Regions from separate parts of the Homo sapiens genome. Here region 1 is linked to region 2. Evidence: chromatin contacts called from ENCODE Hi-C data. All regions are on one chromosome and are shown on one strand. Each heading gives the region's core, a stretch centred on a gene start or an enhancer-like site at or near the end of the contact. The rest is flanking DNA. Distances are from core to core; before and after follow the strand shown. Region 1 overlaps SLC22A23 (solute carrier family 22 member 23). Region 2 overlaps LOC124901245 (a long non-coding RNA gene).

The links. Hi-C counts contacts between places; a loop is a spot of excess contacts on that map. Pooled maps may share reads with other maps.
Region 1: a pooled map of psoas muscle shows a loop between it and region 2 (2.2-fold over the local background). The contact joins two enhancer-like sites. A Hi-C loop is called at or near these places in 2 of 50 pooled maps.

The regions. Positions count from the first base shown.
Region 1 is chr6:3,437,510-3,440,209 of GRCh38, forward strand. The region is part of intron 1 of SLC22A23 (solute carrier family 22 member 23); the gene reads right to left. Among named protein-coding and RNA genes, the nearest start is that of SLC22A23, 18 kb to the right of the region's middle. Within about 2 kb of position 1,347, at least 8 of the 41 ENCODE cell types and tissues checked have a DNase peak (open chromatin) inside an H3K27ac peak, as active enhancers do.
Region 2 is chr6:4,009,497-4,012,196 of GRCh38, forward strand. LOC124901245 (a long non-coding RNA gene) reads right to left here. Exons shown (of 2, transcript XR_007059415.1): 2 at 1-2,104. Among named protein-coding and RNA genes, the nearest start is that of PRP4K, 10 kb to the right of the region's middle. Within about 2 kb of position 1,420, at least 3 of the 41 ENCODE cell types and tissues checked have a DNase peak (open chromatin) inside an H3K27ac peak, as active enhancers do.

The sequences.
Region 1 (2,700 bases), core at 97-2,596, 570 kb before region 2:
TACTAAAAACAAAAAAAAATTAAAAAAAAATTAGTCAGGTGTGGTGGCAGGCGCCTGTAGTCCCAGGTACTCGGGAGGCTGAGGCAGGAGAATGGCGTGAACCCAGGAGGCGGAGCTTGCAGAGAGCTGAGATCGTGCCACTGCACTCCAGCCTGGGTGACAGAGCGAGACTCCGTCTCAAAAAATAAATAAATAAATAATAATAATTTTAAAAACCCACTCTGGAACTTACTAGATTTTTTTTTTTTTTTTTTTGAGACAGAGTTTTGCTCTTGTTGCCCAGGCTGGAATGCAGTGGCACCATCTTGGCTCACTGCAACCTCTGCCTCCCAGGTTCAAATGATTCTCCTGCCTCAGCCTCCCAAGTAGCTGGGACTACAGGCATGTGCCACCACACCCAGCTAATTTTTTCGTGAAGATTTTGATGACTCCAGAAAATAGAATTCCAGAAACCGGTAAGCCCCAGACAGGCTCCTGTGGGAACCCATCACCTTCTTGCATTTCACTCCCTCTAGCCAGATGGGCTCCAATCGAACATCTTTGTTGCCTGCTTGAAAGTAGCTCTGAGAGTCAGACATGGGCCCCTGCCAGGACACCCAGCTAAGTCTCCCCTGCCACCACCATTGACAGCCGTGTGCTAGAGGCACCAAGAACATCAAGAACACTCCAAAAGGAAGACAACGCTACCAAGTCCAGGGCCAAGAGAGTGAGACAAGGCAGACAGTGCTGCGATCATGTAAGCAGGACCCATCCTGCTGGGGAAGGGGTCACTCTGGATACCCAAGGGGGCCCCGGCCAGCAGTCCAGCTAATACCTAGCACACTCACTTTCGGAGCCGGCAAAGCCACGAGGTGCCTGCCTTGGCACAGGTAGCAGATGTTTCACTGGGACTAGATGATCCATCAGGCTTGCTGCCTGGGCCCCTGGCGGGAACCAGCCTGATCTATTACTCAGCAAACGTAAACAGTGCTTACGTTCAGCTCCGGCCTCCAGCGCTTGGTGTCTGTGTCCCACGGGAGAGCTCCAGTTTCCTGCTGCTGACAACACTATAAAACCACCGTAATAGGAATTAATTATGGAAAAGGCTAGTTTGAATTAGAGACATTTTGAAAATAAGTACCTTTTACTTCCAAACAAACGTTTCCTTTTCTAGTAATTAACCGTTATTCTAAGTAGAGGTTCAAAGGACCTACTTCAAGGAGTGACTTGGTCATTAGCAACATTCATTCCTGTATAAATATACTATGGCCCTTTTCCCAAACATGCTTTCCTAGGTGGGCTAAACGTGCCTGCTGCCTGCTGAGCTTTGTTTATTCCATAACGAGCTCAGCAAACCCTTTCTTCACAGAGGGCAGGGAACCGTGGCTGCCTTGTGGGAATTCCCAGCAGGATGAAACACCCTCAGCCTGAACACCCATGTGTCCCGTACTGTGGGTTAAAGAGCAGAGGTCCCACTGTCCCACCCCACAGGCTTGGCCATCTGTTGGGTGTGGTCAGGAAATACAATGAGTGTTTTTATTAGTCTAGACCGGGGTTTCTCAAACTTGCCGTATTTGGGGCCGGATCTGACCGGGGTTTCTCAAACTTGCCGTATTTGGGGCCGGATCTGGGGCCGGATCATCCCTTGTGGTGTGGACAGTCCTGTGCCCTGTAGGATGTTTAGCAGTACCCCTGCCTCTACCCACCAGGCGCCAGTAGCACCCTCCCCCCATGCCCCCAAAGGTGTGACAACAACGACAAAAATGTCTCCAGACATTGCCGAATGTTCTCTGGGAGCAAAATCATACCCCGTGGAAAGTGTCCAGAGAACTTCTTTTAAACGATGGATGCTGGGGTCCTACAGGCATTTCTGAAAGTTCCCCAGGGTGACTCTAAGTGCACCGGAGCCACTGCGGCCCTGGACGAAGATGGGCCCGTTCCACGTGAAGAAAAGGCTCTGTGACCTACCTAAAGTTCTGAACAGCAGTGGTTTAAAGACATAATCAACTCCAGAGCCCAGTATGATCCACCCAAGTTTGATTAGTTGCCATTTCAGATAAGCTACATAACTCTTCTTAATCTTCAATAGCTCACTGAAATGTGACTTTAGGTTTGAGCCAACTTACGAATCTGTCCTCTTTTATTCTTGTCATCTTAGAATTAAGCCATCCAACCTCACTCAAATGAGAGCAAAACCCTTTCGCCACCTCCTTACTGGCACCATGCAGGAAGTGTTTACAGAGTACCTGCTAGGCCCAGGGGCTGAGGATATATATTCAGGCCAGGACAGCAGGGGTGGGAAACGGGAAGGGAGGAAGAGGGAGCCAAGAAGGTCTGAAGGAGGCAACAGGATGGAGGGGTGGACTCTGGGCTGAAAGAAGAGCATGGGGGAACACAGCATTGTTTGGGAAATAAACAAATCGGTGGGTGGAGCTCTGGGGTCCCTGTGGGGATGATGGGGATGGAGGCAGGAGAGGCAGGCAGAGACCGTGAAACCTACCACCCAGGCCCAACTTCACCTTAAAGGTCATGGAGAGCCACGGAGGATTTGAAGCAAGGGAGTGATAAAGAGCCACTCAGCTAGGGTCCAAGGACCAAAACACTGGGATTTAGGGAAAAGGCACAGATAAGATCAGGTACCACAAGAGAGGGCCAGTCCAGCAGGTTGGGGAATGCACAGGCCTAGGGCTTCAGGGAACTATCCCGGGTGCAGATACAGAT
Region 2 (2,700 bases), core at 170-2,669:
CCTAAATATTGGGTAGCTATTACAGTTTTTTTTTTAAAAGTATCAAAAAATATTGCCTAGATGTAGCTTTATCACAGAACATGCTAATTTTTCAAAGGCTTTCCTAATTCATGTCTTCCTCCCTATTTTCGATATTACACTAGTTCAGGCTCTTACAATTTTACGTTCATCCATCAAACACTGTATTTCTTGAGCACCTACTATTATGTGTAAGCACTGTGTTAGCAGGTAGGCCAGAGTGATAAACAAAAGAGACATGGTCTGATCTCATATAGTTTATAGTCTAATAAGAAAACAAACAAACAGGCCGGGTGCGGTGGTTCACGCCTGTAATCTCAGCACCTTGGGAGGCCAAGACAGGCGGATCACCTGAGGTCGGGAGTTTGCGACCAGCCTGACCAACATGGAAAAACCCTGTCTCTACTAAAAATACAAAATTAGCCAGGATGGTGGCACATGCCTGTAATCCCAGCTACTCGGGAGGCTGAGGCAGAAGAATTGCTTGAACCTGGGAGGTGGAGGTTGTGGTGAGCCGAGATTGCACCATTGCACTCCAGCCTGGTGACAGAGTGAAACTGCGTCTCAAAAAAACAAACAAACAAAACACACAGGAAAAAAAGAGAAACTGACACCAAACAAACAGGCAAATAAATATACTGACAAACAGTCCAACAAGGTTTTATCAGGGAAAATAATAGGATACTTTAAGAAAGTTATAGAAAAAAACAGGTCCTAATTTATCTAGGAACCAGAGGGAAAGCTGTTATTTAGATAAGGGCTATCTGTGAGACGGACATTTAAGCCAACACTTGAAAAATAAGTCATGGTGATCAAGAGGAAGAGTGAGAACAGAGAAATCCAGGCAGTAGAAATATCAAAAACCCTAAGCTTTAATGTAGGAAAAAGCATGGCATGTTTTAGGATTAACACAAGGGCCAGTGTGGCTGAAAGATTAAACTGAAAAATAGGCAAGGTTTAAATAATCAAGGCTTTACAGCCACATTAAGAAGTTTGACTTTTATTTGATTTTTATTCCAAGTAATACAGTACATATATATAATTTCCCAATAAGTATTTTGGAAATTATTTTATTCATGATTTGGAAAATACAATCCTAAGAACAGATCTGCATGATAGAAAGATAATATGTATTCTAGAATTCTGAATCCTTTTTTTTTAATTATTATTTTTATGTATTTATTTTTGAGACAGGTCTCACTCTGTCACCCAGGCTGGGGTGCAGTGGCGCAATGACAGCTCACTGCAACCTTGAACTCCTGGTCTCAAGTGATCCTCCCACTTCAGCCTCCTGAGTAGCTGGGGCTATAGGCATGCTGCACCATGCCCGAATTCTGAATCCTTTACTGGAAACCTCACCTTTCCTCCAGTCACAAGGACCCCCCTGGGCTTCCATACTGCACTCGTCCCACTTCCTGACCTGAGGACACACCCAGCAATACCACTTCCTCTCCTACAGTAAGGCTAGCACTTTCTGGGACCCAAACCTAGCCTAGTTATGACACCTAAACACAAACTAAGCCACAACCTACTTATCCAGTCACAGCCAGTACCAAGGAGCCCTGGACTCTTTCTAACTCTTCCTATGTCAATGGCTGACCAAAGACCAATTGCATTGAAGAAGTTTTATAATATATGATTTACTAACTAAGGCATAACAAAGAAGAATAAACAACCTGTTTTTGAAAGCAAATTCTAAAAGTGAAATTTGCAACTATATGGATATTGTTAGCAAAAATATGTCTATGCTACATTTGTCCCATTTTAAAAAATGAATATGCATTTATTTAGAAAATATCTCCTAAATACATACCGTATCCTAGACATATTTTCAAAATGCAGAAGCACACAGTAGAAACTAAAGTTATTTTTCATTAAAAAGTGCAATTTATATTAGCAAATAATGGGTTTATTGATATTTTAAGTGAATTAATAAAAATTTTTACATTTCTCAATGTTAATAGATTACAACAAGTATTAGCAGGTATTACCTTCATAAATAAAAGCTCTTCGATCATTTTTAAGGCCATAAAGGGGTCCTCAGACCAAAATGTTTGAGAACCACTGTCACTGGTTCAGGAAGAGACTAAAAAGAGGAAAGAAAGTTAGGAAGATGGTTTTGTAGGCATGAATGCCTGTTTTAGTATACCTATAGAGGGAATGAATCACATTTGAGACAATATGAATTAAGGACATTAACATCCCTAAATATTAATAGCTAAAGATTTGTGGTATCTCTCTTATTATATATTCAAAATAAAACAACATTAAGCCATAGAATAAATGTGATGAAATCCAACATATCTCTGAGATTTTCTGATTTCAATGATCTTTTTGAAATATCAAGTAACACAACCTTCCACCCACACCATACATTTTTAGATTCTCTTGTTTTGATGATACCCAAAACGTGCTCATTGTAAATACTAGGCAAACAGGCTCCTTGCTACTCTAAGTGACTTCCATTAACCAGTACCAGCATCCCATGGGAACTTGCTGGAATTGCAAAAGGGAAGACCTCACCCCAGACCTACTAAATCAGAATCCACATTTTAGAAAGATTCCCTAGATGATTTTTACATGCGGTGGACTTTGAGAAACACTGGGCTAACTAATATAGATGCTTAGGAATTCGTTATTGATCAATGTTAGATCCATAGAAAAGAAGAAATTTCAAAGGAC